Regions from separate parts of the Homo sapiens genome. Here region 2 is linked to region 1. The links are chromatin loops, found by intact Hi-C in ENCODE. Cell type or tissue: heart left ventricle. All regions are shown on one strand. Links, peaks and the distances in the headings refer to the core of each region. The heading gives the core; the rest is flanking DNA.

The links. Peaks named below come from ENCODE experiments on the same cell type or tissue, not always from the same donor. Only the 100,000 strongest peaks of a DNase experiment are listed, where the experiment ranks them.
Region 2: a loop joins it to region 1, with 3 times the contacts of the local background. A loop is called at or near these places in 26 of 110 quality-filtered maps.

Annotation. Positions count from the first base shown.
Region 1 is chr1:22,129,852-22,133,851 of GRCh38, forward strand. The region is part of intron 1 of WNT4 (Wnt family member 4); the gene reads right to left. Among named protein-coding and RNA genes, the nearest start is that of WNT4, 11 kb to the right of the region's middle. RefSeq lists enhancers at 1,480-2,240, 2,241-2,999, 3,339-4,000. In heart left ventricle, for the core only: a CTCF peak has its summit at 2,218 (motif pointing right); no DNase peak of the experiment used is centred there; H3K27me3 peaks cover 1,826 bases.
Region 2 is chr1:22,628,612-22,638,183 of GRCh38, forward strand. C1QA (complement C1q A chain) reads left to right here and starts at 8,017. Exons shown (of 3, transcript NM_015991.4): 1 at 8,017-8,091; 2 at 8,999-9,168. The coding sequence starts at 9,006. MIR6127 (microRNA 6127) reads right to left here and starts at 4,755; the gene lies at 4,647-4,755. In heart left ventricle, for the core only: no CTCF peak of the experiment used is centred there; DNase peaks (open chromatin) are centred at 6,867 and 7,890; H3K4me3 peaks cover 1,526 bases; H3K27me3 peaks cover 516 bases.

The DNA.
Region 1 (4,000 bases), core at 1-4,000:
CTGGGGAGAGGGTGACACGTGATGCAGAGCCCACCTCCTCATCTTTCCTGGCCCCGGACCAGGCCTGAGCTCCAGCCCGGGTCTCTGGGAACTGACTCGTCCCAGTGACTGGGCCTGGCTGCCGACTTCTCTCTGGATCCAGTTACAGGCCCTCTTGCCCGGCTCTAGGGGCACCAAGGGAGTGGAAATGCTGTCTTCTGCAAAAAGCCTCTATCTCAAGTTCAGCAAAGCAGGTGGCAGCAGTGGGAGGGAAGCTCATCGAGCCCCTACGGGATCCCTCCCTGCCCTGGCAGCCCCCGTGCCACTGTCTGTGCCAGGACGTCACCCCAGACCTGGCTATGGGATCCCACTGTTCCCTGCCGAGATGCCTTCTAGCTAGGAGGCTGGAGCCGCTGTCTGCCCAGGGTCTCTCTTCCCTGTCCTAGGCAGGAACCCCAGTGATCCTTGGCTGATCTTCTGGCCACAAGACCAAGATCCTCACTGCCAGCCACATCCTAGGACCACCAGATGGAGACCAGTGTCATTGCTGCCACCCTTTGGAGGTGGGACAATGAGGGCAGTGATGGGCTAGAGGTCTAGGGATGGTCAGGTTATGGGTGGTGGTGGCGAGAGTGGGCTGTGTGGACGCTTCAAAAGCCAAGTGCAGCATGCTCTCCCTCCCCCAGGGGCTTGCCCAGCACACTGAGTCTCCCAAGGGTTGGGGATTTTCTAGGGGTTGGCTGTGAAGAAGCTGTTGCATCTTATAAAGGAAGCTGCACAAATTTCTTGTTGAAGAAGGATAAAGGGAAGGTAACTGCTCTTTGGGCCTCAGTTTCCTCATCTGTAGTAAGAGAAGGGAACACCGGTTCTGTCTGAGTGGAGGAACTGCTACCTGGAGCAAGAGGGATCTGTGTGAGAGATGGCCTGACACTGGCCCGAGGCAATGAGGCAGGAAGTCGCCATTTGTTTGCTGAATGAGGGAATGAATGAATGGTGACCAAATAGAAAAGCACACAGAAAGTCCTACTTATGGGAATTCTTTCTGATGATAAGAAGAAACTTATGGAAGTTCCATCAAACTTCTATGGAACTTGGGACTGGGCTAAGTACTTTACATTATTGCGTTTAATCCTCTCAGAAAGCCAACCAGCTGCCATTTAAAAGAGGAGGAAACTGAGGCACAGACATTTTAAGTAATTTACCTCATGTGCAGGGCTACACAGCCAGTGAGGTTGAGCAGGACTTGAACCTGGCATTTGCCTGGCTTCACAGCCTTGGGCAGAGACAGTATTCTCTGTGTGGCTCAAAGACTAGAATTGACACTGTGGCCAGAAGCTGCTGGGAGCTGGGTTTGTTCAACCCAAAGATGCTAGCCAGGGTGCAGCTGGGGAGCTGTCTCCCCATCCCTGGAGGTTTGCAGGCGGCAGCTAAATTTTATTTGTCAGGTATGTGGGTTGGACCAAGTGACGGTTCTTGAATCTGGCTGTGCATCGAAACGTGTGCAGGGTTTGTTGAAGGTGGAGGTGCCTGGGCCCCAGTCCCAGTGGGGGTTGGTGGGCCTCTGAGGTTAATTGAATGTGCCTTAGGTGCACCTGGGAGGCTAGGTGGGCACTGGCCTGGAGAACAGTCTGCATAAGTATGGGTAATGTTTCCTTCTCAGCCATAGGGAGCTCTGACTCAGGGATGCCACTGTCCTCCTCACTGTGGCATTGATCCCCAGGATGTTTCCTTTTCCCCGTGGCTGTGGAGCCTGAGCCTGGCTTTCCTTATCTGTAAATGGAGATAACGGTTCTCACCCAGAGGGCTGCCAAGAGGAATGCCCGTGATTTGCTGTGTGATGCACCTGGCTGTCAGCTGGGCACATTCTAGGTGCCAGGTAATTGTGGGGGCAAGTGTACAGCATGGGGCAAGTGCAAAGTAGGCGGTCTCAGGCCGAAGAAGGCCAACCTCCCCTCCCCACCCCCTGCATTCCTGGTCTCCCAGGGGCCTCCCCGCCCCTCCTTCCTATCTACCAGGTGGTTCCCAGGGGATGCACAGACTGGTGGTGTCCTGACAAGGCCCAGGCAGGAGCTCGGAGCCCCTTGGAGGGAAGACAAGGGCAGGAAGGGGGCTGAGAAGCAGCAGAGGCTGCATTTGGAAGGGGAGGGGCCCACCCGGCTTCTCAGCCCTGCCTGGGTGCTCTCCTGCCTGTGCCCAGCCAAGGGGTCGCCTGTGGAGCCAGTCCCACCTGTTGCTCTTGGCCTGCAGGGGGCGCCAAGAGCCCGGCTACTGGCTGTGGGCCAGGTCCACGTTCAGGCCACAGGTGTCCCTCGGTGGGGGGACAAGGAATTGAGCCTGACGTTGGATCCTTTCCTGCTCAGACCGAGGCTTGGCCTCTTGGAGAAGGGTGGGGGCCCTGTTTGCTCTATGATGTGGGGGCACAGAGCTGGCCCATCCCCAACTCAGTCTCTGCTCCCACAGCATGCAGCCAAGAAGGCTGCATCTGGCTGTGCTGGGCCCTGGGCTCTGGTCAAGGGAGGCACCCAAGGGCAGGGGTTCTCTGGGCAGGGGGGGCAGCCTCTGACCCACCATGACCTTGGGCAAGTCCCTGCCATACTTGGAGCCTGTCTCCTTATGGGTACAGTAAACCGGTGGGTCCATATGGCCTTTCCCACTGTCGGAGTTGGTGGGCCTCCTTCTACTGGCAGGGTGGGGAGTGGCCGGGCCTCAGGGGCCTGCTGGCCCCATGCCAGGCTGATAGATGTGTCTCTGCCATTGAATAAGTAGTAAGATGGACCAGGGGAGCCACCTGCATCCCCCCACCCAGGCTCAGAACTCAGCAAGGGGAGACTGGCTGAATGACAGTCGCAGGGGCTTAGGGTGAGCTGCTGGGCTGCCGTGGCCGTGAGTCACTGGGCCAGCTTCCAGGAAGGAGCTGAGCAACCTCTTCCGTTGGCACCAGTGCCCACCCCCAGCCCCTGCCTTCATCTGGCACAGCAGCTGTCCCCTTCCGTACACACGAGGCCCAGCCCCATCCCCACCCCTGTTCCCCCAGACCCCAGGGTCTCGCCCGGGCAGGGCTGGGTGCCAGGGCTGGAAATGGAACCGGGCACCGGCTCTAGAGAGTGAGAACCCCAGGCATTACAGGCCCTCATCCACAATGTTTCTGCTTGCCCGTTTCAGTATCCAACTAGCATTTGGCTCCATTTCACAGATGAACAAACTGAGGCTACGGAGATAAAGCAACTTGCTTAAAGTCCCACAGCTAGAGCGGCGAGCTGCAGTGCAAACCCAGCCCTAACTCTCAACTCTCTTTCCTCTGTACCTGGCTGTGGATATGCCCCATTTACCTGCTGAGGGGGGCTAACACTGCCCTTGGTGCCTCACACAGGGCACAGTGCATAGAAGGTGTTTAATAAATGCCTGCAGCAGGATGGAGGGCTCTGTCCTGACGGGGTTCCCTCTGCTTCCCTCCTGGCAGAGTGCTCAGGATGGGGAAGATAAGGATGAGGGAGGAATGTGGGGGCTGCTGTGGTCTTTTGATCTGCTGAGAGCCTGGAGACCCATCAGGGCGAGGCCTGATTAGTACTGGACACCTCAGGATTCCCAGTGCCCTAGGGTGGCTCAACCCCAGAGACACGTGTGCCATCCGCTGACCCTGGAGCTGGACCAGGCTCAAAAATGGAGTGCACCAGCCCTTTCTAGGGGTGACAGAGAGCCAGGGCGTGATGGGTGGGCCGGGCCAGGCTGTGCAGGGCCTTGGCCATCCCTGAGGCTTCTCCTGTCGTGGCTGCATTGCCCCAATTTAGGCTCCTTCCTGCCACCACGGAGTACAGGCTTAGCAATTTGCCACCTGCTGCCCTGGCCACCCAGGACTCTCGCCATGGCCATGCCGTTGATCAGGTTACCCCACCAGCCCAGACCGCCCCTGCTGCTGCTACCAGCCAGCTCATGCCCTGATCTTCTCCAACGGGGGCTGCAGGTCCTGCAGGCTCCTCCCAGGAGGCCCTCCCCGAGCCCGGCCCGTGCCTACAGCCTGCGA
Region 2 (9,572 bases), core at 5,573-9,572, 500 kb after region 1:
GCAAGACTTCATCTAAAAAAAAAAAAATAGCCAGGTGTCGTGGTGTAAGCCTGTAATCCCAGCTGCTTGGGAGGCTGAAGCACCAGAATCACTTGATCCCAGAAGGCAGAGGTTGCAGTGAGCCGAGACCACGCCACTGCACTCCAGCCTGGGCCACAGAGAGAGACTCCGTGCCCAAATATAAATAAATAAATAAATAAATAACTATTCAATTTACCGGCTGTGTGACCTTGTGTGAGTCACTTACCCTCTCTGAACCTCAGTTACCTCATCTGTAAAAGGGACTGTCACCATGCCACCTCCCCGGGGATTCTGATGATGAAGTGAGGTCGTGTATTAAGCACCCAGTAGGAAGTCCAGCATTCAGTAGGGCTCACAAGGAAGAGCCTATTAGCATCTTGCAAACATACCACGGTGAAGCATCAACCTCAAAACACCCCAGAGAGGACAAGGCTTACCCTGTGGAAAGAATGACTACAGGAGGAATTTCAGGTCCTGTGATGGGCAGATGAGGGAGATCATTTGCACTCCAGGCTCTCCCTGGCCACTCTCTTGTGACCCTCATGCCTATGTGAGCTCCTTGGAAGCTAGCATCTCCCAGCAACCTGGACGTCAGGCCCAGCCCTCTCAAGGTGGAGGTAATACCTCCTTGTTGGCTCCCACAGCCCGATCTGTTTGTTTTCCAAACTCTTAGTCCTCTTAATCTTTTTACATCTTACCTGCCTGGTGGCTTCCGGCTATATTTGCCTGTGGGGAATGTCTCCAGAGCAGCTCCACCCAGTTCCCCTCCGGGCTGGGCTGCCTCCCTCACAGGCATTCAGGGTGTTGGCTTCCAGCTGGGGGGCTTTATTTCTTCCTATTTTTCTTCACTCTCCCCTGCCAATAAATCTTTTCTGTCTTCTTTTTTTTTTTTTTTTTTTTTTTCCAAATTTTCTTTCATGCACCGGCCCTCTGAGTGCCAGGTGAGAGTAGGAGGAGGTAAAACATTGTGCTAAGAGCCTACTGTGTGCCAGAGACCAGCCGCACTACTGTCTGGAAGCCTGGCATAGTTTGAGGTCATCATTCCCAGTTTATAGGTGAGGTGCTAGAGCCCCAGACACAGGAGGTTACTCGTGCAAGATCACACAGCCAAAGAGAGACACACACTGAATTTGAACACATGCTGCCTCCATCTCCGCAACAAATGATCTGTTGTTTACAATCCCCTCTGCGTTTCATAAAATAATCCCAAGAAGTGCTTTTATCTGCCAAGAAAAGTAAAGAATAAAGAGTGTGCACAGACAACACATGGCAGTTCTCTCACACAACAGCTCCCTCCCCAATTCCAAATGCCTCCCCCAACCACTTGCTAACAAAACCCTGATCTTATTGGGTGGTGGGGACAAAGAATGGAAGGATAGACCCCAAAAGGCCCAGAAGGAGGGTTTTGCAAGAAAGGCGAGACTAAGACAATCTCCATAATAAAGAACAGAGAGCAGGAGAGTCAGGGAGAAGGAGGAACAGTGGCTCTGGGCAGAGGGGCCGGGAGATTTTTTTTTTTGCTGGAGACAGGAAGTTGAAGACAGAGGTCTGGAGGAGTGGATGGAAAAGAGCAAAGAGCACTGGTGTCAACTCTATGCCTCCTTCCTGGTGTTCAAATGTACAGCAGAGAATTGAGTGTATCTGTTCACAGGGCTGGGTGGGGCAGAGGACTTGCACCAGAATGTTCTTAGCAGCTTTATTCATCATAGCCCAAACTCTGTACCAACAGAAGGGACAAACAAAGTGTGATACTGCATATGCATACGATGGAATAGCACTCAGCAATACCACGCAAACTGACACACGTAACACAGATGCATCTCACCGGCATGCTCTTCAAAAGAAGCCAGACACAAAAGAGCACAGGCCGCATGATTCCATTGACATGAAGTTCAAGAACAGGCAGAAGGCACCAATGGTGAGGGAGAGCAGAACACCGGTTACTTTGCGGGTGGAGGGGAGCACTGTTGACTTGGAGGGTCACGGCCGCCTCGCTGGGGAGATGGATACTCTGCACTCTGATCTGAGTGGTGGTAGAGGGCCTGTGCGTGCAGGTGTAAGCTACTGAGCAGTGTGCTTGAGATGTGCACATTTTACTCTGTGCAAATTATGCCTCATTTTTTTTAAAAGAAATATACAAGCACCTTAGAGTCGCATTATATACACACTTGCCTATCTCCACTTCGCCTAATAGGACTCAGAGAGAGAATCACAATTTAAGTAAGGCAGGGGATATTGGTTTTTTTTTTTTTTGAGACGGAGTTTCACTCTTGTCGCCCAAGCTGAAGTGCAATGGCCTGATCTTGGTTCACTGCAACCTCCACCTCCTGGGTTCAAGCAATTCTCCTGCCTCAGCCTCCCGAGTAGCAGGGATTACAGGCATGTGCCACTAGGCCAACTAATTTTATACTTTTAGTAGAGACAGAGTTTATCCATGTTTGTCAGGCTGGACTCAAACTCCCGGCCTCAGTTGATCCACCCTCCTCGACCTCCCAAAGTGCTGGGATTACAGGCGTGAGCCACTGCTCCCAGCCAGGGGATACTGTCTTCTAAGAGCCTATTTCTGGAGGGACCGTGGCTGGGAGAGTTCTGCTGTCCCCAAGTCTGCCTCCGCTCCTGTGAACCCCTCATGATCTAAACACCTCACCTCCAAGGGTGGCTCCAGTCTCCAAAGATTCAATTCCTTTGTGTGTGAGTGGTGGGGGAATTGGTTAACCTTAACCAACTGGTACTCAACTGAAGAAAAAGAAATCTGTTCTACTATTGGAGCCAAAACTGACAGCAAAAGACTATTGTGAAACGGTAATACAGTCTTTCACGTGGCGCTGTTTGAAGAATTTTTCCACCATTTACAATGGTGATACTCACCATTTACAATGTTTGCCTCGTATGCCGATTTTGCAACACAACCCTTGAATGGGATGTGACTGCCATAAAGAATTCAAGTCATTTAAAAATTATTTTTTGGTTATTTATTTGACCTTTGATCCCACTCTGAGACTGAACCTCATGGATCATAACTGTGCAAGCATGGCTAGGAATTTCCTCTCTTCCCCACATCTCCTGCCTCCCGTCTAGGAGTCTGGGCTCTGGAGAAATGGAAGAATATGCCCTTCCTCTCCGCCTGAAGGTGTCCCTGTTGTGACATGCACAGGGCCATTGCTGACCCTTTTATTTCTCACACTAATGATATGCGCATTAGTATCGATGTCTTTTATTTCTTGGGAAGTGTTTATACTCTTGCAACAGCCTGATAAGTAAAATCATCCAACACTTGGAAATAAGGCAAATAGATAACCGGTGTCCTTTCAAAGTCAAATGAGAGCTGTATCTAACAAACCCTGCTAAGGGTCATCTGACACTCTAGGGGAATGTCACTTGGCTTGACTTATTATTTACTATTGATTAGAGCCCAGATTCAGTAAAGATAGCTGTTAACTGGTAGAAAACTGTTAAGTTGCAAATTATTTTTGTCTAGTAGAGATGCAAATGATTTCTTTTCAATAGAGAAGATAGCCCCAACATGATGATTTTATTGCCCTATAGAACACTAACCAGTTTTGTATCTAATTTAGCAATTTTATGAATATTCCAGAATTCTTGTTGTTTTAACTGACTCTCTCTGTCTCCATATATAGGTATACATATATATTTTTTTCCATATCCATTGAACTAGCTTTGTCACCCAGCTGGTTCCTCCATTAACAACCTACAAGAGGACACTGACACATTCCCACACTGTATTTCTATAGGAACTGGGTATTCAATATTTTGAAAACTAGACTTTGAGAAGCTTTTCACAGTATCTGATTTTTCCTCTTGCCAACTCTTGCCCCTGTCTGTGTGACCCGGGCAAGTCTTTTTTTGTCTCTGGTCCTTTGTGTCTTCAGAGTAAAATAGGGCACGCAGGGCTGGCGTTTCTGCCTCGGGCATGTCATGTTTCTAACTCCTCTGGCAGGCAAGCAGGGCTGACGCAATGCAGTCAAAGAAGATGGATACTGGGCCGGGCGCGGTGGCTCACACCTGTAATCCTAGCACTTTGGGAGGCCGAGATGGGCAGATCACCTGAGGTCAGGGGTTTGAGACCAGCCTGGGCAACATGGCAAAACCCCGTCCCTACTAAAAATACAAAAATTAGCCGGGCGTGGTGGTGCACACACGCCTGTAATCCCAGCTACTTGGAAGGCTGAGGCAGGAGAATCTCTTGAACCCAGGAGGCAGAGGTTGCAGTGAGCTGAGATCGAGCCACTGCACTCCAGCCTGGGCAACAAAGTGAGACTGTCTCAAAAAAAAAAAAAAAAAAAGAAGAAGAAGAAGAAGAAGAAGATGGATACTGGGCTGGGCGCGGTGGCTCACGCCTGTAATCCCAGCACTTTGGGAGGCCGAGATGGACAGATCACCTGAGGTCAGGAGTTTGAGACCAGCCTGGGCAACATGGCAAAACCCCGTCTCTACTAAAAATACAAAAATTAGCTGGGCATGGTGGTGCATGCGTGCCTGTAATCCCAGCTACTTGGAAGGCTGAGGCAGGAGAATCTCTTGAACCCAGGAGGCAGAGGTTGCAGTGAGCTGAGATCCAGCCACTACACTCCCACCTGGGCAAAAAAATGAGACTCTGTCTCAAAAGAAGAAGAAGGAGGAGGAGGAGGAGGAGACTGGAAGGGATGTTAGAGGCCATTTGGGGCAGCCTTCCCACCTCCCACCCACTCCCTCATCTTGGTAGATGGAGAAAGTGGGGTTCAGAAAGATGAGATAACTTGCCCAGGGTCACACTGTGAGTTAGGTATGGGCTGAGCAGATGAGATTCCAGCTCCACGAACTTTCTGAATCCAGGGAGCATGGGAGGGGCTGTCAGGGGGAGCTCTGGGCCCCCACCCTTCAAGCCAGTATCCCCATTTTTATCTGTTTGACATACATCAGATGCCACACAAGATTGCAAATGAAAAAGAAGTCCCCAAAGCTCAAAAACCCTGGCTCTAGACCATCCTTCATCTGCCCACTTCAACAGCCTTCCCTTATCTCCTCCCTCCTCCTCCTCTTTTCCTCCTCCTGCCTCTGGCAAAATTTTCAGAAAACAAACAAACAAACAAAAACATGCTCATGAGAAGAAGCAGACAGATGTGGTCAGCCCAGGCCTGAACACATTGGTCTCCAGTCTGGGAGAGACAGAGCCTCTCTATCTAAAGAAAAGCATTCTCAGGGTCCAAGCTGACAATGATGCAGTGTGCCGTGCTGACAGGTAATGAGCATCCCATCAGTTAAGGTGAGTAAGGCTAGATGATCTGTTCAAACACTAGCAGCAATTGTCTCTAGATGGTAGAATTCACAGGCTTTTGTTGCTGGGTTTTGTTTTTTGTTTTTTTTTGAGATGGTGTTACAGGATCTTTGGGGTGTCATTTTCTGGCCGGAAACCTCTGTGGCTGGTGGCACCTTTGCCCAAGTTTTGCTCAGGCCCACTGGGCTTGTTTCACTCACTCCTCCTGGCAGGCAGCACTCAGCTCACATTACCAGCCTGGGTTCCACATCTGCCCAGGGCAAGTCAGGCATGGAACAGTGAAGGGTGTGTGAGTGAACATGGGGTCTGGCCACTGCACACAGTCAGACATGCCGGCTGCTGCAGCGGGGTGAGCAGCTCCAGGTGCCAGCATGGGCGCCAGCTCTCTGAGAGGTTGTGGCTAGACCAAGTACACCACAAGCAGCTTCCACAGCTGGCACCGGGGAACACGGTGGCACCCAGAAGCTTCGAGATGCCAGGAACCACAGGGCCCCGAAAAGGGAGTCACAGCTCCAGCTTGGGGAGCTCCCAGGTCTGGGTTCCCCAGAGGGCCGCAGCTCTTCTTTCCTTCCCTTCACCTGCATCATGGCAAGCAAGGGGCATGTTTCAGCCTTGTTTGTGTTACAGCTCTTTCAGCCCCACCATTTGATGGGTCCCAAGTTCTTATCCTGCAACCAGGAAGAATGAGGTATGCAGACAAGTGGGGAGTGAGCAAGACGAAGAGGAGCTTTACTGAGCGATAGAACAGCTCAGCCTCCTGCAGAGCCTCCCTCAGGGGGCAGCTCCTTTCCACAGCCAGGGTGTCCTGATGAGTGTTCAGCTGCTAGCAGAGAGGAGACCCTGGAATGGGAAGCTCCTCTCTGCAGGCAGGTCATCCTGTCGACTTTCCAGCTCTCAGAAGAGGGAAGACCCTGGAATGGGAAGCTCCTTTCTGCAGGCAAGTTGTTCTGCCATCTCTGCAGCTCTCAGCAGAGAGGAGGCCCTGGAGCGGGTAGCTCCTCTCGGCAGCTGGTCATCCAATGTCTGCCCAGCTCTGGCTGAGCCTGAAGCTTTCATGAGCCTCAGAGAGGAGGAAGTGCATACTGATTGGTCCATGGGTGGCTATAGGCAAGCCCAGAAAATACACCATAAGTTCCCACTCTGGTGTGTGGGACTGGCAGCCTGGCCCCCAGCCTTGAGGCCCTCCCTGGCTTGAAGGTAGGGCCTCACCAGGGACCCATCCCCTTCCACCCAGGAGCCTGTCTGTCTCCTGCTGCTGTTCATGGTGCCCAGGCTGTTCATGCCAAGGAGCGTCTGCAGGCCAGTGCCGAGCTGCCCTCAGTTTCCCCTTGGCTTTCCTTCCATGCTAGTCAGTGCCCAAAGTCCAGAGGGGGCCAAGGCAGCAGGGGTCTAGTGTGTCAGCACTGCCCCAAGCATGCCCACACCCAGCCAGGCTGCGACAGCACCCAGGCTCAGCACCAACTTTGCTCTAAGATCAGAGTGGGCGCCAAGAGGAGGGAGAAGCCAGGCAGTGGGAGCAGACACTTCTGAGCCTGAAGGGTGGGGCGGGGGGCCTTCCCGGGCCCCCAAGATTGCAGGGATGCCTGGGTCCACAGCTGCAGTTTAGGCAGCTGCAGCTGCATGGGGGATGGCGGGGGCCCCCACCTGCTCCATGAAGCAGGATCAGCTGTGGTTTGGCAGCTGCAGTGGTTCCCAGGAGGGCGGGGTTCCCACTGTCCCCAGCTCCCACTGGCTACATGGAGCATGCAGCCCTGGCCGTGCCTCCCTGCTGCAGCCAGTGTGATGACAGCAGCCATTCCAGACGGCCCGCCATTGCCATCTCTTTTTTTTTTTTTTTTTTTTGAGATGGGGTCTTGTTCTGTCTCCCAGGCAGGAGTGCAGTGGTAAGATCAAAGCTCACTGCAGCCTCAACCTCCTGGGCTCTAGCAATCCTCCCAGCTCAGCCTCCCAAATAGCTGGGACTACACAGGTGCATGCTACCACACCTGGCTATTTTTTAAATTTTTAGTAGAGATGGAGTTTCACCATGTTGGCCAGGCTGGTCTCGAACTCCTGACCTCAAGTGATCCGCCTGCCTTGACCTCCCAAAATGCTGGGATTACAGGCGTGAGCCAAAGCACCTAGACTTGCTGTTTTTTTAAATGTTGGCAAAAGCTAGTGACTAAGTGTTCACCATGTGCCAAGTGTTTTGTATGTGCAAGTCATTAAAATGTTATAATAATCAGATGATATAGGACCCCGTTCCCAGTGTACAGATAAAACTGAGGGCTCAGGAGGTCAAGTAATTTCCCAAAGACATGCAACTAGGAAGCAGCAAGTCTAGAAACAGATTGCTGTGCTTCCTTCTCACCAATGCACTGTTCTTTCTTCTTTGTATTTTCCAAGCTTTTGGCAATGAATTGCATGTCACTTTCATAATCATGAAAAGTCCTACAAGGGACAGATTTTTTTAAAGATTCCTTCCGCTCTGGTGTTCTGTGCTTCGCTGGTTCTCAGAACCTCACCCTGCACGGCCTCCACCCCACATCCTCACAGGCACTGGCCTCACTGCCCCCACTCCCACACCAGCTGTTGCTGGGGCAGGACGCCCAATGTCCCAGTCTTGCTGAAGTCTGCTTGAAATGTCCCTGGTGAGCTTCTGGCCACTGGGGAAGTTCAGGGGGCAGGTCTGAAGAAGGGGAAGTAGGAAGGGATGTGAAACTTGGCCACAGCCTGGAGCCACTCCTGCTGGGCAGCCCACAGGGTCCCTGGGCGGAGGGCAGGAGCATCCAGTTGGAGTTGACAACAGGAGGCAGGTGAGGCCAGAGTCCCAGAGGGAGGGGGCTGCAGAGTTCTGGGACCCAGGGGAGCTGGCCCAGGAGGCTGGGCAGCTGAGGCAGGGAGGGAGGGAAATAACTGTGCCTGATTCTAGGACAGGGATGGGGGTGCAGCACTGATCCAGGACCCAGAATGGGTGAGTGGAGGGACCTTAACTCCTTGAGCCAGGGCTTGGGGGAGGGTGAGAGGCGATGAGTTAGACCTAACAACTGAAGGGTAAGACCAGGGTTCCTGGGTCCTGGCCCCATAACACATAAGAAACCAGGAAAAGCCTGGGGTGCTAGAGCTGGCAGTGGGACCCAGCAGAGGGGACTGTAGGGGCAGCCAGTCACCCATGCTCAGGTGGATGCTGAAAGGCGCTGAGCATGCAGAAGAGTGAGCAGGTGTCGCTTTGGGCGTTTGTGAATTCCTGTGTGTATGCAGAGCTCCACCATCTGGGTGAGCCAGTGTTAATTAAATAAGGAGCAGGCGCTCAATACATATTTGTTCAATGAAATCGATTACCTGTGGGAGTGTATGAATGTGTGTGTCCGTGCAAGTGAGGGACAGGGTCTATTTGGGTATCAGTTGTGTGTCTAGGGGGGTATAGTGGATTTCTGAGTTTGCCTACTGTGTTTTGTAGGTGCGTGGATGAGAGCTGTGTTTGTGTGAGTGTGTGAAGATGTGGGTGTGCTCTGTTGCATGTGTGGATGTGTGTGAGTTTGTGGTTCTGTGTATATGCGTGGGGTCCTGGGGCTGGATTGAGAGTGGACATTGAGAGCCCCAGAGGGTGCATGTGCACTTGGGGAGGACTGTGCATATATCATTGTGTGCATGGGACTCAAGGGTGGGAGCTGGGTGTGAGTGTGATGTCCAACCTGCCCAGGCCCTCCCGTGTCTCCACAGAGGCATCATGGAGGGTCCCCGGGGATGGCTGGTGCTCTGTGTGCTGGCCATATCGCTGGCCTCTATGGTGACCGAGGACTTGTGCCGAGCACCAGACGGGAAGAAAGGGGAGGCAGGAAGACCTGGCAGACGGGGGCGGCCAGGCCTCAAGGGGGAGCAAGGGGAGCCGGGTAAGCACCCTTCCTCGGGACCCAGCCCCTTGGACCTTGGCCTGACTTGGCCTCCAGGGTGAAGGCTTGGGGTGGCACTGAGAATCAGGAGTCCGTCTGCCCCCAGTGCCCCATGAATCCTCTCCAGTTTGTACTTGGCCACAGGGGCTAAGGGAGGCCTAGCCTTCTCGGGCCATGTCCTCAGGCCTCTCCACTCCCTGTGTACTGCCTGGGCCCTCTTTCTTCGGCTTCACCTTCCCCCTCTGGAGAATGACTTGCTTTGACCAGTGAAAGTGAAAGTTCTGGCAGCAATGCTGAGTCCTTGTTCATGTTTCTCTTGCCAGAAAAACGAGGACTCAGAGTTTAGACTCAGGAGCCACTGCCTTGCTGTGTGACCTCAAGCAAGTTATTGGCCCTCTCTGAGC